2 separate regions of the Mus musculus genome follow, and region 2 is linked to region 1. Evidence: chromatin loops called from intact Hi-C (ENCODE). Cell type or tissue: left cerebral cortex. All regions are shown on one strand. Each heading gives the region's core, and the rest is flanking DNA. Links, peaks and the distances in the headings are about the cores only. Region 1 holds the start of Clptm1 (cleft lip and palate associated transmembrane protein 1). Region 2 holds the start of Tomm40 (translocase of outer mitochondrial membrane 40).

What was found. A loop is a pair of places that touch in the nucleus more often than their neighbours do. Peaks named below come from ENCODE experiments on the same cell type or tissue, not always from the same donor. Only the 100,000 strongest peaks of a DNase experiment are listed, where the experiment ranks them.
Region 2: a loop joins it to region 1, with 8 times the contacts of the local background. A loop is called at or near these places in 31 of 42 quality-filtered maps.

Annotation. Positions count from the first base shown.
Region 1 is chr7:19,657,754-19,674,025 of GRCm38, forward strand. It overlaps Clptm1 (cleft lip and palate associated transmembrane protein 1), which reads right to left and starts at 7,277. Exons shown (of 14, transcript NM_019649.2): 1 at 7,181-7,277. The coding sequence starts at 7,252. It overlaps Gm44805 (predicted gene 44805), which reads right to left. Exons shown (of 4, transcript NM_001309799.1): 2 at 15,794-15,860; 3 at 15,476-15,626; 4 at 13,826-14,095. The coding sequence starts at 15,848. The coding sequence ends at 14,008. It overlaps Apoc2 (apolipoprotein C-II), which reads right to left. Exons shown (of 5, transcript NM_001277944.1): 3 at 15,794-15,860; 4 at 15,476-15,626; 5 at 13,826-14,095. The coding sequence starts at 15,848. The coding sequence ends at 14,008. In left cerebral cortex, for the core only: CTCF peaks have their summits at 7,990 (motif pointing right), 9,184 (motif pointing right), 11,311 (motif pointing right), 11,914 and 1 weaker place; DNase peaks (open chromatin) are centred at 6,486, 6,922, 7,424, 7,623 and 2 more places; H3K4me3 peaks cover 2,749 bases; H3K27ac peaks cover 3,526 bases.
Region 2 is chr7:19,711,563-19,719,562 of GRCm38, forward strand. Tomm40 (translocase of outer mitochondrial membrane 40) reads right to left here and starts at 3,867. Exons shown (of 10, transcript NM_016871.2): 1 at 3,796-3,867; 2 at 3,419-3,697; 3 at 2,731-2,798; 4 at 2,107-2,199. The coding sequence starts at 3,692. Nectin2 (nectin cell adhesion molecule 2) reads right to left here. Exons shown (of 9, transcript NM_008990.3): 7 at 7,871-7,934; 8 at 7,634-7,720; 9 at 5,082-6,225. The coding sequence ends at 5,953. Gm38955 (a long non-coding RNA gene) reads left to right here and starts at 3,902. Exons shown (of 2, transcript XR_881874.2): 1 at 3,902-4,427. In left cerebral cortex, for the core only: CTCF peaks have their summits at 1,045 (motif pointing left) and 1,842; DNase peaks (open chromatin) are centred at 1,038, 1,895, 4,206, 5,318 and 1 more place; H3K4me3 peaks cover 1,987 bases; H3K27ac peaks cover 2,045 bases.

The DNA.
Region 1 (16,272 bases), core at 3,972-11,971:
TACATATAATAATAAATATATCTTTTTTAAAAAAGCCGCCATGTACAGGGCAGACGCCTAAAACCCCAGCCCTTGGTAGGCAGAGGTGAGAGAATAAAAAGACAAAACAAAACTACTGTCTGTTTACCTACCTACCAATCAACTATTTACCTATCTAGTCCTCTATCATCTACCTATTTACGCACCAACCATCAACCTATCTTCTATCTGCCTGATTTTGCTTACTTTTTGTTTTTACAAGACAGGGTCTCTCTGTGTAGCCTTGGCTATTCTAGAACTCACTCCAGACTGGCCTCAAACTCAGAGATCCACCTGCCTCTGCCTCCCAAGTGCTGGTATTAAAGGTGTGTGCCACCACTGGCCGGCTCTATTTGTTTTATTGTTGTTGGTGGTGGTGGCGGTGGTGGTTTGGGGAGCGGTTGTTTTTGTTTTTTCAGGACAGGTTATTTCTCTGTGTAATAGCCAGTAAAAGTCTAGGTGTCCTGGACTTGCTCTGTAAACCAAGCTGGCCTCAAACTCACAGAGATCTACCTGCCTCTAGCTGGGATGTGCCACCACGCCTGGCCTTATCTATCTGTCTGCCTGTGTGTCTATCTGTTTTAAGGTTAATATACAGGCAGTATTCCAGTGACTGCTCAGCCATTCATATGGTATACTCAATGTTCTTCCTGAAATATGTTCTGGAGAAATAAGCAGAAGGTGACAGCCACCAGGACAAAAGTAGGAACCCACAAAGACTGGAATGACATCTCAATGAGTCTCTCAGGCTGAAACAGTCACATGGGGAAGCCAGGAAAAGGTGTTTTAACAATGGGAAAAGTATGAGGGCCAGCAGACATGTCCAGCTATAAGGTCCTTACCCTGAGGATGCTGAGTTTGGTCAGGTTTCTAGCAAGTCTGGATAGATTCAGAGTCAGGAAGAGAAGTGGGGACCAGGCCAGGATTTGAAGTCACACCTGACTGCTTCCAGGTCTCGTCCCCTACAGTGATGGACAATCTAGCTGGGAAGACTCCCACAGGCAAGCAGACCAAATCCATGAGGTACACTCCTAGTACCCAGGAGCACGGCCACAGTCAGAAAGCCCCTCAAAGTGCTGCTGGCATGTGAGGAGACAGGGGTGGCTCTCAGCTATTGCCCACCTAGACTTATGGCTCAGTACTCCCCGAATTCCGGATACACCAGACCCTGGGCCCCATCCCCAGTACTGAGAAGGCAAGGAAGACCCCTGAGTCAAGAGACGGGAAACTCACACAGTAGCTCGTGACTATCTGTAATCCCAGTTCCAGGGATCTGATACCCTCTTTCTTTCGGCCTCCGTGTGTACCAGGTATGCATGTGATACATGTGGGCAAATACTCATATACGAGAAGTGAAGTAAATACAAGCATTTCTCTTTTTCTTCTTAATGTTTCTTTTATTTTATGGGGAGGTGGGGACACATGCCACAGTACATGTGTGGAGGTCAGAGGACAGTTTGTGAGAGCTGGCTCTGTACTTTTGCCATGTGGGTTCCAGGAATCAAATCCAGGCTGACAGGCTTGGCAATGCGCACCTTTGCCCACTGCTCCATCTCATCGGTCCCTAAACCACTTTAGAGTGTGAATGGACAAGAACACGTGCCCTTTAAAAAATATTTATGGGGGCTGGAGAGATAGCTGAACGGTTAAGAGCACTAACTGCTCTTCCGAAGGTCGTGAGTTCAAATCCCAGCAACCACATGGTGGCTCACAACCATCCATAAAGAAATCTGATGCCCTCTTCTGGTGTGTCTGAAGACAGCTACAGTGTACTTAGATATAATAATCAATAAATCTTTTTAAAAAATATTTTTGGATATGAGTGTTGTGCCTACACGTATGTCTGTGCATCATGTACATACCCAGTGCCTGAAGAGGCCAGATGAGGTCATGGGATTCCATGGAACGGAGTTACAGAGGGTTATGAACCACCATGTGGGTGTTGGGAATCAAATCTTGGTCCTCTGGAAGAACAGTCAATGCTCCTAACTGTTGAGCCACCCAAAGATTTTATCTGTCTATCTATCTATGTATCTATCTATGGCTAAATGCTTTGTTTTTTGAGTTAGGGTCTATATAGCCCTGGCTGTCCTGGAACTCTCTATGCAGACCAGGCTAGTCTCCAACTCAAAGATCTTCCTGCCTCTGCCTACCAAGTGCTAGAACTAAAGGCGTACATCACCATTGTCCAGAATTTCTTTTGAATTGTGTGCAGGCACATGGTGTATACATTTGAATGCAGGTGCCCCGGATGGCAGAAGAGGTGGCTGAGCCCGAGCTGGAGTTACAGGCCGTGACTGTGAACTGTCCAATGTGGGCAGTGGGATTGAACTGCAAGAGCAGTCCGCCCTCTTTTAATGTCTGAGCCAGCTCTCCAGGCTCTGAAAAAAATGTTTAGCTGGTATGATGGCCTACTCCTGCAATCCAAGCATCCGGGAGACAAACTCCAAAGATCTCTGTGGGTCTGAAGCCAACCTGGACTGCATATGGAGTTCTGGGTCAGTTAAGGCTCCATACTGAAACTCTGTCTCAAATAAGTAAATACATAAATACTTACTATTATTGTACATGTATGGTGCATATGTGTGAACGTGTGTGCTCCTTCATGTGTGCGAAGTTCAGAGACATAAAGTTCTCCCTCAACCTTTAAGTAGACTCCAGGGATCAAACACGGGCTACCAGGCTCATCTGGTCTCCGTTTTATTCTACTCATCTATCTCAACAGCCTTCGCAACCCCAGTGTTTTCAACTGCGCACACCTGTAATGCCAACTTGGAAAGGAATGGCTGAAGGACTGACTGCCTTAAGTCTAAGGCCATCCTAGCTTACATATGTGATCCTCTCTCTACGACACAGTAAAACTGGTTGGTGTGCACGCCTTTAATCCCAGCACTCGGGAGGCAGAGGCAGAAGGTAACAGAGCTCAAGGCCAACCTGGTCTACATAGTCCAGAACACTGAGAGCTATAAGAGAGACTGTCTCAAACAAACAAACACACACCAGTAAACAGGCTGGAGAGATGGCTCAGTGGTTATAAGCACTTGCTGCTCTTACAGAGGACCAGTCTGGTTTATTAACATCTATAATCTATTCCAAGAGATCTGACCTTTTGCACGCACCAGGTAAACATGTAGTGCACATACATACATACATGTAGGCAAAACACTTAAACACATAAATCAATCTTAAAACAAACAAACAAAAGGACAAAACCAAACTGCTTCTGTCCTGCATTTACAGACTTTTTACTGTCACATCCTCCTAACCAACACAACCTAGCAGTGACTTCCACAGCATTTCCACCCCTCTGGGCATGGGAAAGGGGGCATGCAGGTTACATGTAAACATATTCTACAAGAGGGACTTGGGCATCTGAGATTTTGATACTGACAGAAGGGAACCCTGGAACCAGCCCCCAGAGACGACTTTACCCATACCAAACCGATGCAGTCACTGCAGAGTGTATCAAAAGCCACCACACTGTACACTGTCATCCGACAAATGTAAAGGTATCTAAGTTAAACCTGGACAGAGAGGTGACCCTTCTAGGGCTCCCCTTGCCTTCAACGTCAAAGCCCACTCCTCACAGAGCCTGGCATACAGTTGCCTCCCTGCTCCTCTGGCCACATGCTTAGCCCATCTAGTGCCCTTCCTAACACCAGGCACCTTCTACCTCAGGGCCTCTGCACAGTCGACTTCCATGACATCAATGACCTTTCCTTTACAGGGTTGTGATTCCCCCTGTCCCTTCTTCAGATCTTTATAGAGTACCACCTTCTCTGGGATGTCTTTCCCCAAGACCTTTTTGAGACGGGCAGTGGTGGCACACGTCTTTAATCCCAGCACTTGGGAGGCAGAGGCAGGCAGATTTCTAAGTTTGAGGCCAGCCTGGTCTACAGAGTGAGTTCCAGGACAGCCAGGGCTACACAGAGAAACCCTGTCTTGAACCCCCCCACCCCCTAAAAAAAGATCCTATTTGAATGGCAGCTTTCCCACATACCCACTGCTCACTCCCTACACACTCCAGCTATATATCTAAGTTTCTACCATCTGTGGCCAGGTATGTTTTTGTTATTGTGTCTCTATCTATGCTTCCCCACCTCTTACTGGAGACATGCGGTCCAAGAAAGCAGAGCCTGTTCTATCCACTGCCTGTATCAGCTGAGGGAATGAGTGCGGGGCTAGCCTGAAGAGAAGCAGGCTGCTGGGACACAGGCTCCATGCTAAGCCAGCAGGCTGGAGAGGGTGGCAGAGAATGCGAAGGCAGTAGGGAGGAAAGCACAGCTCCTGCTTGCTCTTGCCTCTGTATCTTGAACTCAAAGACCCTCCTCCAGGAACACCCACCAGTCTGGTAAATAATTACGACCACTTACAGGACCATGTCCTCAAGGACTGCTCAGATTCACCATGACCACCTCAGACTCTATCTCAGCACGGCCTCTGGTTCAGCAACCATTCACTGCTGCAGAGATGCGTCAGGGTAGAGCACCTGTCAGTGATGGGCTAGGGCTGTAGCTCAGTGCGGGACTTGATAGGCATGCAGGAATCCTGGGAATTCACTGCCTAGACCACTAATAAAACAGAACAAAACAAAACTTCTTCCAACTTACCATCTCTGCCCAGCCTAAGCTGGGGGGGGGGGGGGGGGCGCTAGAGATACAGTACTGACCAAAAGTCCAGTGGAGGAGACAGACACAACACACAGTGGGCAGGCTGGCAGGCTGGGCCATCAGATAGGATGTGAGGATGACCCAGTCTGGGAGGATTTCTTTCTTAAGGAAACTTGAGGCCTGAGACCTAAGAATCATGTCAGGAAGCTGAGGCAGGAGGATTCTCAGTCTGAGGCTGGATTCACTCCATGGTGAGACTCTTGTCTTCAAACAAAACCAAAACCTGCCCATCCTCACGTGATCCTGCACGTGCAGTGTGTTTACAGCTGCCCCGGGGTGAGGACTGTGTGAACGAGCAGAAAAGAAGACCCGAGAGAGAGGGAAGAAGAGGGAAGACAGGCCAAGACTCCAAGGAAGAAGACTGGAAGCACTCACTCTAGTGGGTGAGGTTCACAGTCGAGGCCATTCTTCCAGTCAGCTGGCTCTCCAGCGCAGGTGATTCTGTCTCCATCACCCCTGCCCCCACCCCGAGAACATTTAGAAACTTCTAGAGACATTCTTGATTGTCAGGCCAGGAAAGGGTACACATGCTACTGACATAAGTATGCAAATACCATACTTATCACTGCACAGGGCAGCCCCACAGTGAGGAATTTGCCAACTCAAAGTGTCAATACCAAGGTGTTTTTAAGCTGGACAGTGGTGGCTCACAGCGGTATTCCCAGCACTTGGGAGGCAAAAGCAGGTGGATCTCAGAGTTCCAGGCCAGTCTGGGCTACAGAGTGAGTTCCAGAACTATAAAAACAAACAAGCCAGGGTATAATGGGCACACCTTTAATTCCAGCACTTGGGAGACAGAGGCAGGCAGAACTCTCTGAGTTCTAGACCAGCCAGGGCTACAAAAACGTGAGATGGCTACAAAGACAGTCTCAAAAAATTAATAAAAACGAAAAGGGGGGAGAGAAAAAGAAAAAGAACAAAGAAAGCCTAGTCTAGTCTAAAGAAAATAGTTCATGCCAGATCTTGATCTGCTTTAAAAAAAGAGAAAAAAGAAAAAGAAAAAAAAAATGTGTACTTTATCCTGAAGGCCAAAGTATGAGCATTAAAACTTTTCAAGCATAAGCTAGGATTAGAAGTAGACTGTCATCCCAGCACTTGGGAGGCTGAAGCAGAAGGGCCACCATCGGCCCTAGCTTCATAGGAAGACCCTGACCAAAGTCACAAAGCAAAGATTTAGAGCAGAGATGGGAACCAGAGAGGCTCCACATGTGACTGGAAGCTCAACAGTCTCTCACGCCACTGCCACCCAATAATCAACAGAAACTTACAGGAGCCAGTCCCAAGGACCAGAGGCTAGGACGTCCCTGCAGACCCCGCTGGTGTATTCACCACAGCAGGGATAAACCAGCAATTTCCTGAGCTGTGTGCACCCAAGGTCTGGTTGGAAATGCCAGAAAGACTCAGTCAGAAAAGGTGGGTTCTACCTCATCACTTGAGTGTATCTGTCCCCCTCCTTTGAGACCCTACAGCCCCTCATCCCGACTTCTGTCACTTCCCGAGTCTGTTTACGCTACCATCTCCTCTCCCACTCCCCTCACTGCAGGGACATGACTGGAGACATCTTTATAGCCATAAGGCTGGCCCTCTCGCCCAAGTCCTCCATTAACCACTGGGGAAATAAAGACCCAAAGGAAGAAAACTTGTCCAAGGTCACATCCAGTCAGCTACATGCACCCCTCCCAGTCGGTACTCCTCACCCCTGAGCTGCCTCCTACACGGCAGTGACATCCCAGTGGGTGGGTCGACAGCACCTTGCTTCCACTCCATCAATTCCAGCAGAAGCCTGCACGGTGCCTGAGTGAACTGCTATGCTCTGAGGTCTCAGTTTATTTGAGGTGGTAATGGGTTGGGAGGCAAACGCGCCTGGATCAATTATTTCTCTATTTATTTGATCAGCTTGGGCTAAAACAGCGCCCATCTCAGCCCAGACCACCCACAGTCAGCTTTTTCCTAGAACGGACACCAAAACTAACCTGGGTGACCTTCTACAAGCGCCTTCGTCTTGTCGTCCCTCGGATCCTTGTCTGTGAAATGGGTCGGTCGGCCTCCGCAGCCCATGCCCTCTACCCACCACAATTACCGTATTTGCCCTGAGCTTGAAAACTCTCAATTAACCAACCACTGCCCCCGATCTCGGGCACTGCGGAGCGGACCAGGAACACCAGCCCTCTCTAGAAACAGTGCTGGAGGCTGGAACCACACAGTCGAGGACCGAGTCTGCGCCCCTCCGCGCCACCCTCTCCTCCGCTCGAGCAAGGAGTCCGCTGGACGCCCGGCGCGAGCCTGCAGGAGACCCGGCGCGCAACAGGGCCGGGTTCCCGCCACCGTCCGGCCTCCTGGGCGGCCGGGCGCCGCCAGGGCCCAATATTCAAGGTCCCTCTGGGGCATGGAGCCCCCGGTGCACCGGGTTCCTCCAAAAAGGACAAGACACTCCCTGCAGGGGTGCCCCCCGCTGGGGAAGAGCCCCCTCAGGCACCTCTCGGCCTCCGTACCTGACCAGAGCTGCCTCCCCCGGCCGCCACCACGGCGCTGCCGGCCCCGTCCGCCTCCTGCGCCGCCGCCATCTTCCTGCTCCGGGTCCCCGCCCCCGCCGCCAGCCCCGCCCCGTCCCCGACGGCGCCAGCGCGATCGCGCGAGATTTTACGCTTAACCCGTCCCCACCAGGCTTCCGTATCAGAATGGAGCGCCTCAAGCCACGCCCTCTTGAAGGACCAACTAGGCCACCGTACTCGACGTCCGCCCCTTTCACCGCAATTTGGTTGTTTTGGTCTAGCAGGGAGTGACTTCTCCGAGTGCTTGAACTTTCTATAGCAGGAAATGCTCTTTTCATGGGTTCTACTTGTTACACTCGGCCAAGGTGGATGGTTATTTTTTTGATTGTATGGTCTTCCCAAGCAATTCCACCGCAGTTCGGATGGCCGTTTCTTCTCGGGTTTTACAAAGTCGATGGTTTCGGAGCTTTTCCGGCCACCGTAGCGATTCGCTAGAGCCACGCCCCTCTTGAAGAGAAAACCCCTCTCTGGCTGCGGATTTTCGACCTAAGGGGTGGTCATTACTTTGTTCTTTTCGCTTCTGATGCGATTTCCTTGTCTTAAGCTTTCGTCATCAACCCTCGGAGACTGTAGTTCATCCTTAGGCCGTATCTGCTTTCTTACGGACACCACACCTGGAAATGGGACCCTAGTCACTTTTTTCAAATAAAGACTCGTTTATTTGTTTTATGTACACGAGCACTGTATCTTTATGTCAGCAGAGGGCATCAGATCACCTTATAGATGGTTGTGAGCCACCGTGTGGTTGCTCGGAAGTAAACTCGGGACCTCTGGAAGAGCAGATATGCTCTTAGCCGCTGAGCCACCTTCATCCCGGACCTTAGCCGCTTTTAGGCCGCTTAGTTTAGCACTCGTCTTCCATTAGGGGTCTGTGCTTTCTTGCAAACCTCGAATCTTTAAACACAAAGACAGGATCTCATTCTGTAGCCCAGGCCGGCCTCAACTCCTGATCCTCCTGCCTCAGCCTCCAGAATACTGGGATTAAAACATAACATACATGAGAGTAATAATCCTATTTTCTCCTTTTGTTTGTTCGTTTTGATGGGTAAAGGGAAAGGTCTTGAAATGAAGCCCTGGCTGTGGCAAGCATAGAACTTGCGGCATCTTCTAGCCTCATCCTCAGGAGTGCTAGGAGTGCTATCGGGGATTACAGGTTATGTCTCAGCACATTAAACAAGTGAGAGACCAATTCCTTTGGGTTCAGACTCCATCTCAGAGAATCTGACTTAAGATTGAACTCAAGTAAACTAACAGGCCGGTACCTAGCACTAGTTCTAGGCTACACCGCAACAAGAGCTTGAATAAAAAGATCCTAATGCAATTGCTTTGGATTTGGCTCCTTGGTGGTCTTTTTGGGGTTCACGAACGTTTGTTTCATGGCACAGCACAAGAACACCATGATTTTACATTAGATACAAAATCTCTCAAATTGTTAGCTACAAAGTTAGTGAATTATATCAGTTACAAAAAGTTCTCAAATTTTATAGTAACTAAAAAGTCAAAGATTGTTAGACCACAATCAAGGACTGGGAGTGTTGGTGCTCGACTTTAGTCTCAGCACTGAGAAGGCAGAAGCCAGTGAATCTCTAACTTCACCTGTTTCAATAAGCAATTATAAGATACCCAACAGGAAGACTGAGAACTGAACACTGATCCTCTGGAAACAAGCCCCCTTAATTGGTGAGAGTGTCTATATCCCTACTAAAACACTCTTTAAAAAAAAATAGCCGGGTGTGCTGGCTCACACCTTTAATCCCAGCACTTGAGAGGCAGAGGCAGGCAGATTTCTGAGTTCGAGGCCAGCCTGGTCTACAAAGTGAGTTCCAGGACAGCCAGGGCTATACAGAGAAACCCTGACTCAAAAAAAAAAAAAAATTCATTATTTTATGTCTTCATGTATGGATGTGCACCATATATGTGCCTAGTGTCCTTGAAAGCCAGAAGAGGGCGCCAGGTCCCTGGAGCTGGAGTTACAGACTATTGTGAGTGGCCATGTAGTCCTGGAAATGGAACTCGGGTGCTCCAGAACAGCTAAGCCATCTCAGCTCCAACTAAAAATCTCCTTAACATAAGGGCCTGGAAAGATGTCTCAGCAGTTAAAAGCACTGGCTACTCTTTCAGAAGACACAGGTCCCTGACACCCTCACACATGCAGGCAAAACACCAATGCTCATAAAATAAGGATAAATAAGTTAGCAGGGTGGTGGTGCACACCTTTAATCCCAGCACTTATGAGGCAGAGCCAGGCAGATCTCTGAGTTCGAGGCCAGCCTGATTTACATAGTTCCCAATGAAGTCTGTATTAGTTACTTTCCTGTTGCTGTGATGACCAACAGCAAGTTTTGGAAGAGTTTATTTTAGCCTATAGCTCCCAAGAGTACAGTGTGGTGGGGGTGGAGGGACATAGGAGCAAGCAGCAGGCATGCTGGTTGGAACAAGAAACAGAGAACGTGTCCCCAAATGAATGTATTAAGCACAGAGAGGGAGAGGGAGGGAGACTGGCATATTTCCTCCAGTAAGGCCTCAGCTTCTAAGTGGCCCCAAACAGTACCACCAACTGAAGACCAGGAGTCCACACCTCTGATCGTATGGGGTACAGCCACATTCAAACCATCACACTGTAGGAGAAATGAACCCTCTCTGTAGGCAGTTTTCACTTCCTCATTGAGTTCTCACATTTCCTGGACCTGAACAGGAAGAGCAAAACAGGCCCCCAGACAGAGGCCTTTTCTTCTTCCCATTTTCCTTCATGCACCCTCTTCATTTTTCATTGTTCTATTCTGCCTCAGTTTCCCCCCAGGGAATACCAGCAGAGTTTCTACCTGTGTAGAAGGGCCTGGGCTTCCAAGCCAGACAGGTGTGATAGGGGACACCTGTAAAGATCACAAGTTCAAGGCCACCGACAAGTTCTAGGTCAGCCTGAGTTACATGCTGCTGAGTCTAGAAGAAGAAAAGAAATATATGAAGATATGTCTGAGCTGGTTGGTGGCACACACCTTAAATCCCAGCACTCGGGAAGCAGAGGCAGGCGGATCTCTGTGAGTCTGATGCCAGCCTAGTCTACACAGTGAGTTCCAGGAAAGCCAGGACTAGAGAAACCCTGTTTTTTTTTTTTTTTTTTGTTTTTTTTTTTTTTTTTTTAAAGATTTATTTATTGATTATATGTAAGTACACTGTAGCTGTCTTCAGATACACCAGAAGAGGGAGTCAGATCTTGTTACGGATGGTTGTGAGCCACCATGTGGTTGCTGGGATTTGAACTCAGGACCTTTGGAAGAGCAGTCGGGTGCTCTTACTCTGCTGAGCCATCTCACCAGCCCAGAGAAACCCTGTTTTAAAAGAATGAGGAGGAAGAAGAAAAGGAGGAAGAGGAGGAGGAGGAGGAGGAGGAGAAGAAGAAGAAGAAGAAGAAGAAGAAGAAGAAGAAGAAGAAGAAGAAGAAAGGTAGAAGGTGGAGCATTGGCTCAGTGGTGTGGTTTGGAGCCTGGATGCTCTTCCAGAGATCCCCACAGGGTTCAGGTTCAATTCTGAGCACCCAAATGTCAGTCCACAAACATCTGTAACTCCAGTTCTAAGAGACTGAGACTGGATTCCCTCTTTTGACCTCCTTGCTGCCAGGCACTCTCATATATGCAGGCAAAACACTCATACACATAAAATTAAGCTAAAACTTTGGATTATACAGATGGGGACTAGAAATGTAGAGACTAGAGTACTTGTCTAGTATGCATGGTGCCTGGGGTATTTGGACACCGTTCATCCCAGTACTTGAGAGGCAGAAGGAGGCAGATCTGAAGGTGTTCAAGGCCAGCCTGGACTACAGAGTGAGTTCCAGGACAGCCAGTGTTGTTACACAGAGAACCCCTGTCTCAAAAAACCCAAAACAAACAAAACAAAACATCGAAAAAAGACAAAACAAGAACAACCAGGTGATTGTTGCTCAAACAAGTTCTCGCTACGTACTGGAAGCTGGCCAGTCATCCTCACACTCGAGACTACAAGTCTGCCTGTGCCTTCACTCAGTGCCAGCTCGTAATATTAAGTGGGTCACAGAACAGACTCACTCTGCTCACCACTAGGGGGCACCCAACACCATCAAGAGCTGTGTTCTCAGCCTCTATAGGAGAAGTGGGCTGGCACAGTCATCTTCTAAGTCTTCGAGAGACTCAAGGTACAGAGTCCTCAGTCTGAGAGAGGAGAAATCCAGGGTTCAGATCACTCGGTCTTAGGCAGAATCGGGGCACCTGGACTGTGGGGTCCTACACAGAGGTGATGAGGAGCTGAGGGGGCAAAAAGTATTTGGGGGTGGCCCTGGGATTGGCTGGGAGCAGAACTTGCCTGGGCAGTAGTTCCCTTTGGCTTGAGTCTGTGGGAAACACTGGACAGAGGGGGAATTGTTCCCCATGTGTCTCCCCCCTCCCAGGCACCCCTAGAGCTTGGCAGCCTCAGTTCTTCCCAGGCCCTGGGGACTTGGGAGCCTTCCCGCCGCCCCTCCTTCCCAGTCCCTGTTTTCTACTGGACTCACAGCTGCCCAGCCTCAGGACCTGGGAAAATTGCCCCAGGAGTATTGAAAGACTGGCTGGCTGTAGGTTATTGCCAAACAGATTAGAAAAAAATCCAGGCCATGGGTCCTCTGCGGGACCAATAGTGCCACCTATGGGACACAGGAGTGAGGAGCAGTCTTGTCCTCAATCCTTATGATGAGACAGGAGAGCCTGGGTGAGCTGCACTTAAGACCCCATCTTGGATAAGCAAAAAAGAACAGCCAAATGAAACATACCGCAAAGCTATAATCATCAAAAGGATGCTATTGTCTTTCTTTGGCTCGGGGGTCTTTCTTTTCTGCCCCACCTATCCTGGAATTTGCTCTGTAGACCAATCAGACTTCCAACTCACTGAGATCTGCTTATCTTTCCCTCCCAGGTAATGGGATTATAAACGCATGCCACCATGCCCAACTCTGTTGGTTAGCTCTTTGTCAGAGGCTACGTGGAAGCATGGCTGTCTTTTTCTCTGCTGTGTTCTGTCCCCCTATCTAGCAAGATTTTTGGTAAAATACATATGAAATTAATATGTTGGAATTGTCCAAGAGCCCAGGTTTCAGTGTGTGTCCTCCTGGGCCCCTAGCAACCTTAGCATCAACATCTTAACTTTAGCAGTGCCTTGTGAGCTCCAACAAGCCTTTCCTCTGTGCCAGGCATCTGTCTGGACAACTCATTCCCCTGCTTTGTCTGGTTTGAACTGAGGACACACACATGGGCTAAGCAAGATTCCCCAGTCCTGAGTTTTTTGCTTTTTGTTTTTTCGAGACAGGGTTTCTCTGTATAGCCCTGGCTGTCCTGGAACTCACTTTGTAGACCAGGCTGGCCTCAAACTCAGAAATCCACCTGCCTCTGCCTCCCAAGTGCTGGGATTAAAGGTGTGAGCCACTACTGCCTGGTCAGCCCTGAGTTATTATTGTGTGTATATGCTGGTGAGTGTATGTGCCTGTGCCACACACAGCATAAATGTAGAGGCTGAGGACCTATGTGGAGTGGGTCTCCCCTACCATCTTTATGTGGGTTCTGGGGACAAATGACCTGTACTCACTGAGCCACCTCTCCACCCTGGTTTGTTTGTTTGTTTGGTTGGTTGGTTGGTTTTGAGAGAGGGTCTCATGTAGCCCAGGCTGGTTTTTAACTCGCTACACAATTGAGAATGATCTTGAACTCCTGATTTTTCTGCCTCTATCCGTCCCAGGACTTTGGAAGTGTTGTAACTACAGGTACCGCTTGCCACATCCGGGTATTTTGGAAAGGTTAAAAATTGTTTATCACCAGGTGTGGTGGTGCCCGCCTTTAATCCCAGCACTTGGGAGGCAGAGGCAGGCAGATTTCTAAGTTCGAGGCCAGCCTGGTCTACAAAAGTGAGTTCCAGGACAGCCAGGGCTACACAGAGAAACCCTGTCTTGAAAAAACAAAACAAAACAAAACAAAACAAAACAAAACAAAACAAAACAAAGAATTATAGGGCTGGAGAGATGGCTCAGCGGTTAAGAGCACTGGCTGCTCTTCTGAAGGTCCTGAGTTCAAATCCCAGCAACCACATGGTGGCTCACAACCATCTGTAATGAGATCTGATGCCCTCTTCTGGTATGTCTGAAGACAGATACAGTGTACTTAGATATAATAATAAATAAATCTGTAAAAAAAAAAAAAAACAACCCTGTTGTGTAAAAGAAAAAGAGAAAGAAAGAAAGAAAGAAAGAAAGAAAGAAAGAAAGAAAGAAAGAAAGAAAGAGAGAAAGAGCAGGGTGGTGGTGCATGCCTTTAATTCCAGCAATCATGAGATAGAGGCAGGTGAATCTCTGAGTTCGAGGCCAGTCTAATCTATGAATGAGTTCCAGAACAGCCAAGGCTACATAGAGATAGCCTGTCTCAAATAAATAAATAATTAAATAGTAATTTTAAAACTGGGGTTTTAAGTGAAAGCTACAGAATGCAGGGTGCTACCACCTTGTCACAAAACCACACTGATCAAATGGGGACGAGATTCCAAAGACCCTCCATCTTGGCCCTGGGAACCTCTGAAAAGAAGCCACACGACGCCAGTGAACCTGGACTCATTTATTCTTTCACTGAAAGACTCTGGGCTCTAGTTGGGAGCAGGAAGGCGGGAGCAGCTGGGACAGGGTGGTGTAGGACCATCCTGGTCTGGTGATGCGAGCAAAGAGGCGCGGTGTCTGTCATCAGGTTTTCCTTTCCCCTAACTTGGGGCTTGCCTGGCAGCTACTCTCCCCTCAGGAGAGTAAGGAGCTGGTCTGTAAAAATGCCTGCGTAAGTGCTCATGGCCGCCGAGCTTTTGCTGTACATGTCCCTGGAGAGAAGAAAGCACAGGGAGGGGTTGGAAGGAAGCACCTAGAGGTTGGAGCCCTGAGTCTGAGGGAGGAGGGCTGGGGTCTGGAGCCCTGAGTCTGAGGGAGGAGGGCTGGGGTCTGGAGCCCTGAGTCTGAGGGAGGAGGGCTGGGGTCTGGACCCCTGGGTCTGAGGGAGGAGGGCTGGGGTCTGGACCCCTGTGTCTGAGGGAGGAGGGCTGGGGTCTGGACCCCTGGGTCTGAGGGAGGAGGGCTGGGGTCTGGACCCCTGGGTCTGAGGGAGGAGGGCTGGGGTCTGGACCCCTGGGTCTGAGGGAGGAGGGCTGGGGTCTGGACCCCTGGGTCTGAGGGAGGAGGGCTGGGGTCTGGACCCCTGTGTCTGAGGGAGGAGGGCTGGGGTCTGGACCCCTGTGTCTGAGGGAGGAGGGCTGGGGTCTGGACCCCTGTGTCTGAGGGAGGAGGGCTGGGGTCTGGAGCCCTGGGTCTGAGGGAGGAGGGCTGGGGCCTGGAGCCCTGGGTCTGAGGGAGGAGGGCTGGGGTCTGGACCCCTGTGTCTGAGGGAGGAGGGCTGGGGTCTGGACCCCTGTGTCTGAGGGAGGAGGGCTGGGGTCTGGACCCCTGTGTCTGAGGGAGGAGGGCTGGGGTCTGGACCCCTGTGTCTGAGGGAGGAGGGCTGGGGTCTGGACCCCTGTGTCTGAGGGAGGAGGGCTGGGGTCTGGAGCCCTGAGTCTGAGAGTGGAGGAGGGCTGGGGTCTGGAGCCCTGAGTCTGAGGGAGGAGGGCTGGGGTCTGGACCCCTGTGTCTGAGGGAGGAGGGCTGGGGTCTGGACCCCTGTGTCTGAGGGAGGAGGGCTGGGGTCTGGAGCCCTGAGTCTGAGAGTGGAGGAGGGCTGGGGTCTGGACCCCTGTGTCTGAGGGAGGAGGGCTGGGGTCTGGACCCCTGGGTCTGAGGGAGGAGGGCTGGGGTCTGGACCCCTGTGTCTGAGGGAGGAGGGCTGGGGTCTGGACCCCTGTGTCTGAGGGAGGAGGGCTGGGGTCTGGACCCCTGGGTCTGAGGGAGGAGGGCTGGGGTCTGGAGCCCTGGGTCTGAGGGAGGAGGGCTGGGGTCTGGACCCCTGGGTCTGAGGGAGGAGGGCTGGGGTCTGGACCCCTGGGTCTGAGGGAGGAGGGGAGAGCTGGGTCTGGACCCCTGTGTCTGAGGGAGGAGGGCTGGGGTCTGGACCCCTGGGTCTGAGGGAGGAGGGCTGGGGTCTGGACCCCTGGGTCTGAGGGAGGAGGGCTGGGGTCTGGACCCCTGGGTCTGAGGGAGGAGGGATAGGGCCTGGACCCCTGGGTCCGAGGGTGTGCATATGCCGGGATCTGTCCCCACTGGGAGGGACACACCTGAGTTTCTCATCCATGCTGATCGGGTATGTCTTCTGGTACAGGTCTTTGGCAACCTCCTTGGCAGAGGTCCAGTAACTTAAGAGGGAGCCCTGCACCGTGCCCAGCAGAGCCAGGCTGCCCGAGTCATCTTCCTGGTTCCCCTGGACCTCTGAGGGAAGCGAGATAATTAGATTAGAGGTGCTAAGGGGACTTTGGGTGAGTCGAGGCAGGTGAGGAAGACGAAGGAATGGTTGAAGAATGTAGGGAGGTGCTTGAGGGTCACCCCACCCCTTCCTTACTCACTCCTCCCGCCATCTTGCCACCCGACCCACTTACCATTTCCCAACATCAGGATGACCAGGAATAGAGCCAGGAAGAACCGAGACCCCATGCTGTCTGGGACCTGGAGCATTAAGGACAGGGTTGTGTTAGACAGAGGGATCACTGGGAACTGCGTTCCTGTTCGCCAGGCGTGGGTGGGACCCTATTCTGTCCCTATTCCTGCCCAACCAAGATTTGAAACCTGTTAATTCAGATGAGGTCTCTCCTGGAATTCTACTCTAGAGGGTTGCTTTTTTAGGAGGGAGGGGTGGCAAAGGGGGGCAGGATAACACAAGGTCTCACTGTGTAGCACTGATTGGCCTGGAGCTCACTCTGTAAAACAGACTGGCTTCAAACTCAGAGAGTCACCTATCTTGAGCTCTCAAGCAGTAGTGTTGATTGTGTGTGCCATTACACCTGGGCGCGCACGCGTGCGTGCGTGCGTGCGTGCGTGCGTGCGTGCGTGCGTGTGTGTGTAGCCAGGCATAGTAGTA
Region 2 (8,000 bases), core at 1-8,000, 50 kb after region 1:
AGTCAGGGCAGGAACTCAATGCAAGGATGTGGAGGCAGGTGCTGAGGCCATGAAAGGGTGCAACTCACCGGCTTGCTCAGCCTTTCTCATTGCACTCGTGATCAGCCCAGGGGCAGCACTGCCCAGTGAGCCTGGCCTTCCCACATCTGTCGTCATTCTAGAAAGTGACCCTAAGCTGGAGGTGGCTCCTTTCCCCAAGTGACTGCACTCTGTATCACCCGACTAGCTGCACCAGCTAGTCCCCACAGCAGCTCTGTCATGGCAGGTGCCCGTGACTCCTGAGTCTGGGTTACAGGTCTGCACCACCAGCCTGCACTTTGGTTTGCATGTTTATTTATTCATGGAAGTCGGTCTTGCTATGTGGGTTGAATGCCTCATCCTCTGGCACAGCTTTCCCCAGGGCTAGGATGATAGGCATGTGTGAGGACAGTCAGCTGGGTTTGGGCAGGCTCTGCTTCCTGGTTGACAACATAACCTCCATGGTGCCTGTTCCTGCCGCTGTCTTCCCTGCCACAACAGCATCCTTTCTGTGGCCGTTTGCTTCCCACACTTCATCTCCACGCTGTGTAACAGCCTAGCTTCGACTCTTAGATACCAACCTGCTCCACTCTTCAGAACACGCCTCAAGGGGCCAACGAGATGGCGCAGTAGGAAGGGTAAAGGCACTTGTCTCCAAGCCTGAACAGCAGTTCAAGCCCCAGTGCACACAAGGTGGAAGGAAAGTTGTCCTTTGTCCTCCACAGGCCTCCTCACCACACAAACAAATGCAATTCCAAGTGCAGCTCAGGCCTTCCCTACCTCGAAACACTAGAGCCCTAAGACACACAGACGGGCAATGCCAAGTAGGCCCCCTGCCACTCTAGTGCAGTGCCCGGGGAGGCTTTCATTCCTTGATCTGCTTGCTAGTGGAGGTGGAAGACTGTAGAGAGGGGGCTGGAGAGATGGCTCAGTGGCTAAGAGCACTGACTGCTCTTCCGAAGGTCCTGAGTTTAAATCCCAAGCAACCACATGGTGGCTCACAACCATCCGTAATGAGATCTGATGCCCCCTTCTGGTGAGTCTGAAGACAGCTACAGTGTACTTACTATAAGACTGTAGAGAGATTTAAAAACAAAAAAGTAGTAGGCATGGTGGCACACATTTTAATCCCTATACTTGGGAGACAGACGGGAGGGCAAGACCTGAGTTGGATTCCAGCCTGGTTTACACAGAGTCCAGGAAGGGCTTGAGTTGGTATAAACTAGGTAAGAGCACTCCTACATGCAAGCATGAGAACCCATGTTCAAACCCCTGCCACATGTATTGCATGGTCTAAGTATCATGCCTGTCACTCTACCCCTGTAGAGATGGTGGGTCCTGTAAGCTTGCTTGGCAGCCTGTCTAAGCCTAAACAGTGAGCTTTTGGATCAGATGTCCCACTCTGGCTTTTGCAAGACACCCGCACACATGCTACTACACAGGAATGCACACATGCTTACTCCACACAAAAAAACCTGCTAAGGACGTATCAGTCAGTGAGAATGCTTGTCTAGTATGTCCAGGTTTGAGTTCCAGCACCAGATAAAACCAAGAATGAGGACTTAGGCCTGCAATGGCAGCACTTAGGGGAGGCAAAGGCAGGAGAACTGACAGGTTAAGATCATCCTCTGCCACAGGTCAGTATCTCCAAACACAAACAAAACCCCACAGGGAGCACGAGGAGAGCTGTAGCTCAGACCTCTACCTCCCGCTCCCACCAGCTCCACACCCCTTCTCTCCATCCCGAGGAACATACCTGAAGCACCCATCTGACCCATCTCCCTCGCCAAATTTCTGTGGCTCTCTAGCACCCCCTAGAGAACACCCAAGAAAAAATCTTGACATTCCAGGTGCTCTATCTGGTTCAAGCATCCAGGTCATCACTAAGTTGTCCCCAAACCCAGCCCCTCACCCCCAGGATGAGATAAAGAACAGTATGTTAGGGATATTACTGCAGGAAGGAATCACCCATGTCCCAACACCTTGGCTGCTCACTTGCTCACCTCCTTCCCTTCATAGCCCCCTTGAGTCTGTCACCTGGCCACTGGATTTCCTTAACAGATGTTAGAATGACTGAAGAAATCTTACCTCTGTGGGACTCAGCTGCTTCGTCCCCACGTATGTGACCCCAAAGTGGTAGTTGGACTCCCCAATTGTGCCGAGGGCTACTGTGTGGGTCACCTGGGAGAAAAGAGTAGGTGGTGGGGGTCTTGGCGATAGCTGGGGGATGCAAACTAGAGATGTGGAGATGGGGAGTGAACACCGGGTGTCAGGCCACGACTAGCAGCATCAATGCCCAGGGATCCAACAAAACACCAGGCCTGACCTGACGAGATTAAAGGTTTCTAGTGAGAAAGTGGTGCTGGGGTGGGCGCCACACTCACCGTTTCCACTCCTACTTGACTTTGTAGGGTAAGAATTATGGATTCCTAAACCCTAACTCCCCCAGGCCCCAAGTAGTCACCCTGGAATTCTTGAGTCTTCCTGTTAGTTTGTCTTTTATGTTTTGATATAGGGTCTTTTGATGCATGCTGGTCTGGTCTTGGGAGTACGATCTTCCCACCTCTGCCCTGGCCAGTGGTGCCATTGGAGTGCTATCTGAATCTTGCTACCTACCAAAAACCCCAAGCCTTTAAGAGTGAGGGGATCTGTATGCATGGAGGAGTATCGCTGTTGTGACCTCTGGAGGGTCAAGGCACCAGAAAGGCTCACCTGGAAACGGTTGCTCAACCCTTTGTTGACTGTAAGTTTGACACCTTCCATCTGAACTGGAAACAGCTCTGCAGAAGAGAGATGCTGTCATACCCCAGATTCTTCTCCCATCCCAAGCTCTCTTCACAAACTCTTATCTCACTAATTCCACCACTAGAGGAACCTTGGCCCTTTGCACATTTTAAACCCAGTGCAGTCACCTCAACTTAGGAAATTCACTCTCCTGCCTAACTTCTCATGCTTACAGTTCTCACCACACAGAACTGTCCTCAGTATTTAGTAAGTTAACACACTTAACTATCGAGAGTAAGAATGTCCTCCCTCTTATGATCAAATTGTCAAAAGATCCTAGGCTAGGATCCTTGGGTCGAACCCCTCACAGGAACATTGGGGAAAACCTCTTGACACCGTGACCTTGGACTATAATTCCCTTCCTGATCACACTCCTGAATCTTGGTGGGGTTGGTCCCCTGGCTCTCAGTACCCTAAGACTTCTCCCTCCTGCTGTGGCATTCTTCCCCAACGAGTTCATCATCTGATCGCAGTTTCGAGCCCCAAGTTCAAGGTCCCACCCTTCCAATCCATCATCAGCTTCCAACGTTCTGTTTAATGATTGCAACGATGTGCGCCAATCCTCCGGGGGGTCCCTTCCCTTTCCCTGGGGCTACTCGGGCCTGGCGCCCCTCACCCTTGCACTTCCGGTGGCACTCCTCGAACGTCCCCGGGTTGGGCAGGCATCCGCAGCTCCCATCTTCCGAGGCCGCCGCAGCGCCGCTGGCCGCAGCCCCGGGAGTCCGTTCCGAACCACGGCCAGTGCTTGACCCAGTGCCCAGGCCGCCGCCGAGCGGCGGCAGAGTGAAGCCTGGCGGCGAAGGAGGCGGCGGCGGGAGCCCCACGAGGGACGGCGTAGGAGGCGGCGGTGGCCCTGCGGGCGGAGAGCTGGCAGCCAACACGTTCCCCATGGTATCTGCGAGGGGAAAGGTCAGAGGGCAGGGATCGGGGCGACACGCACACCCCCGGATGCAACCCCAGGCCCTTCCCACCCAAAGCGGACTCGGCTCTCACTGGCGGCCGCGGCGGCTCCTCTTCCCGGCCTGGGCTCCGCTCCTACCCCGTGCGCTAAGCGCAACCGAACCCGCTGCCGCCGCCGCCACCGCTGTTTTCCCGCCCCATGGATTCTATTGGTTCGGTGTCCTCCGAGATCCGCCCACCGCCCTAGAAGAAAGACATTCTATTGGAGAATTAGCAGGAAGTTCCACCCTTCTGTTGAAGCCCTACTCCTATTGGTTCCTAGTCGAAATCAGTCAGTGCAGCTTCCTCTACCTTCCTATTGGCTCGTGTATCCCAAGTTCATTGGTTCGCGACGCCGCGGGGCTGGAGCTAGTTCGCTATTTGTCGATAGCACACGCATTGACACGCCTACCTGCTCATTGCCCCGCCCTCCTTTTGGAGGCGCGGAGACCCGCCCCAGAAAATGCCTTGACTATTGGTGGACCTTGGCTCAACTCACATTCTAATTGGCTACAGTATGTCTAATGGGCCGGCCATGGTGACGTGCGTGCTAGGTCTCTCATTGGCCAATGCGCCAGGGTCAGGGGACATCAGTAGAGGTGCGTTGCGCTGCAGACGCTGCTAGGCAGCAAGGTCAGGTCTCGCGTCCCGACAGGCACCGCGGTGGAGAGGCAGGGTCCCCGACGGTAAAGCCGGAAGTGCTGCCCCTTCCCACAGTGCCTCGGGAAGGTTTCAAACCAGTTCTGGGATAACCTGCCGGCCTCTGCCTACCCACAATGCCGCTTTCTCCCTTAACGCCGCAGCTGCCTTGACCCCCCCACCCCCTTTTATTTTTTTACCCATCATGCCGTCTGCTCCTTGCGTCACTGTAGCTTCTATCTTTGGCCCATTCATTCCTTTCCCATTACCCAGCATTCATTCCCCCATTCATTGAGCTTCAATCCCTTGGCTCGGTTTAGCTCGTGTCTGCCTGTTCACGTTTCCCATCCTTCCGGCCTTTCTCTAATGAACTATCTTGGAATCTTTTACCTTCTGGCGACTACCCACTACGCCTACAGCCCTCGTTTCTTACTTTGCTTCTGGCTCATTCGTTTAGCTCCATTACCCATCACGCCTTGGGGGCTTCATTGAAAATAGTATTTGCCTCATGATCTTAGACACTTCTTGCATGCCTACCGTTTTTTCTTTTGGTTGATGCGGTTTTGCTTATGACTCATTAATTTCTGGGGCATTTTTTTTTGACTTTTTGGGGAGGGAGGGGAGTCCATTCTCTGTTGACTTACAGATCACGGATGCCTTTCAAGCTTCAGGCCTCATTGTACCCCACTCACTTCACATCTCACAGAAAACACAAGACTTTATCAAAGTAGAAACTCATATTATGTAGGAAATGCTTACAAAATAAAATTCCCAACCCAGATGCCCAGATTCTCCATCACACACACATACACACACCATCCCCTAAAGAGGGATATGTAGTTCTCATCTCACTGGGTAGGGGTTAAAAGAATTCAGTAGTCCTCAGGATAAGAGCAGAGTCTCCCAAACTTGGGGTGGCAAGGCACACTTGCATTAGGTTCTCCCCTCTAGCATTGGACCTGGAATTCATGCTCTGGAGACAGGAACCTGGGTGCTGAGGAGAGGGTGTGAGAAACCTGAGATTCCTGCCTGCAGGAGTAGGTGGAGATGGGGAGGTCCTACCTTACATTGGGGAATCCTCTCCTTTTCACCTTTGGGGAGCAGGGTGGGGAGGGATCAGGTGAGCTTCTGCTGCCTGGAGGGCTCAGGTCTGAGCAACAGGGAGCCCCTGATCCCGTTCTTGCATATCTGTTGGACTCTATTGCCTGAGGACAAGTGCAAGGTCCGATTCCTTTGGGACTTTAAGGGTTCTTGAGATACTGAGTGGCATGGTCAAAGGGTCGTAGTCTTAGGAGTCCTTGGGGGGGGGGGGGGGGTCACAGGTGGTGCAGAAGGATATGGTGAGCTCCCTGCCAAGGGAGATAAAAATCTCCAGGTTTCCAGTTGTGCAGGTTTGCCTGCCTCAGACATCATAGATTGGACGTCATGGTGGAGTCACTAAGAAGTCACAGGTGGATTGCAATGGGTGATAGTTGTCCCTGGTCTGCCTGGAAGTCAGAGTGTCCTAGATTACTGGTGGAAAGCTCATGGGTCAAGGGTGAAAGGTGAGACGTCAGAGCCCCTGTGCCTCCCTCACACATACATGGCCCGTGACACAAAAAAGTCTTTGCTCTGGTAGGAGTCAGAGGGGCTGGGGTAGGACAGGGCATCATAAATAGGGTTGATTTTATCCAGGAAGTCTTCCTCCTCATCATCTTCCTCCTCATCTTCGAGACTCAGGGAAACCCCCTCCACAACATTGGGTCCTGGAGGCACCAGAAGAGAAGGTCCCAGGCCTGTAGCCCCCAACAGCAGGGGCCCTGACCGCTCTTCCAGAGTGGGCAGCTCGTGATACCGAGGCATCTCCTAGAAGTGGGGAGGGAGCAAAAGCAAGATGTCAAAGTCACCTCAGTCTCAGGATGGCATCCTAGATCTGCCCCCTGCCAATCAGATCCAACTACACCACTGCCATCCTTTCTCCCTCGACCAAACTTCTCTGTACAGTCACTTCTAACCCAAGCCCAGCACGGACCTCCTTACCCTGTCTCAGTCTTCCTCTTTGATCTCTGAAACCCAATCCTTACCCAAGAAAATTTGACCTCTGGGTTCTCTGTCTGTCTGTCTCTCTCTCTCTCTCTCTCTCTCTCTCTCTCTCTCTCTCTCTCTCTGTCTCTCTCCTCTCTCTTTTCTTTTCTTTTCTTTTTATGTAGCTCTGGCTGTTCTGGTGGGCCAGATCTGCCCGTCTCAGTCTCCGAGTTTTCTGCCTCAACCACCTGAGTGTTAGAATCAGGTCTGGGCTGCTGTAGTTACAAAATGCTGAGCACTGAATCCAGGGCTTTGTGCATGTTGGGCAAGCAACCGGAACCAACTGCCTTATAACCCCAGCCTAACATAAATCTTTTTGTGTGTTTGGAGAAGAGGTCTTATGTAACTCAAGGTGTTCTCTGTAGCCAAGGATGACCTTGAACTCCTGACCCTCCTGCCTCCATCTCTGTGTTGGGATGAGAAGCATGCACTGTTACGATCTGACTGACTTTTTTGTTTTCTTTTACACAAGGTCTCATTAGGTAGCATAGGTTGGATCCAAACATAGCAATCCTGCCTCAGTTCCCAAATACTGAGATTACAGGTGTGTACCCCATACCAGGCTTGGCTTTGGTTTTGTTTTTCTAGATATTTGGAAATGTATGCGTGTGTGTACTAATATTTGTGCAGAAGCCAGAGGAGGGTATCTGATCCCTTAAAGCTGGAGTCACAGGCACTGGGGGGTGCCTGGTATGTGAATCAGACACAACTCTGGTCCGCATGACACAGCACGCTCTAAACTGCTGAGTCAACGATCTTGTTGCTTTTCTTGGTTATTTTGAAACAAAATCTCACTCTTGAGCTCATGCTAGCCTTGTAGCTCTGATTGGTTGAATCTCCTGTAATTCTCTTCTCTCAAGTGCTGGGATCACAAGGTAGAGTTATGGTGCACAGCTCTGACCTCAATATTTATTTTATTTAACCTTGAGTGCTAATCAGATCTCTCAGTCTGCTTCGGTCTCCTTATCTGACTCTTGACCACCAAGAAGATGGTCTCTGATGTGTCTCTGATGTGGGGGCCCCCTGGGGAATGGCTCCATGGTGGTGTCTCCGCTGTAGGCACAGCCCTGAGCAACTCATATGAGTGCTCTCTCTACCCAACTCATAAGTCACTCCACTCTACCCAACCTTGACCTTCAACCCTTAAGCCACCCCCTAAGCCCACCCTGGTTTCCCCGGAAGCTCCCACCTGATCAGCACAAGAGACACCAGCATCAAAGTATGGCGTCTTCACTGGGCTGTGCTCTGAGGCCCCCAAGGTGAAGAGTTGAGAGGGCTGTGGAAGGACACAAGAGTAAACCAGGACCCTCATGTCTGCTGCTCCCAGCCAGCCCCGTCCCAGGCCAACAGCCCCCTCCCAGCTTGACCCCAGGGAGGAAGGCAGGGTATGGAGGCAGGGGAGCTCGGGTTCTAGGGGACAGCTCACCATCTCTGGTTCCTCCAGCTTGGCCTTCGGGGTGGGTGGTTTATAGGAGGGAGGTCCTTCCAGTCTGCAGGGGTCAGGGGTAGGAGGCAGATCAGTGGGAGGTTAGCCCCCTTCCCAGTTCCTCCTCTTA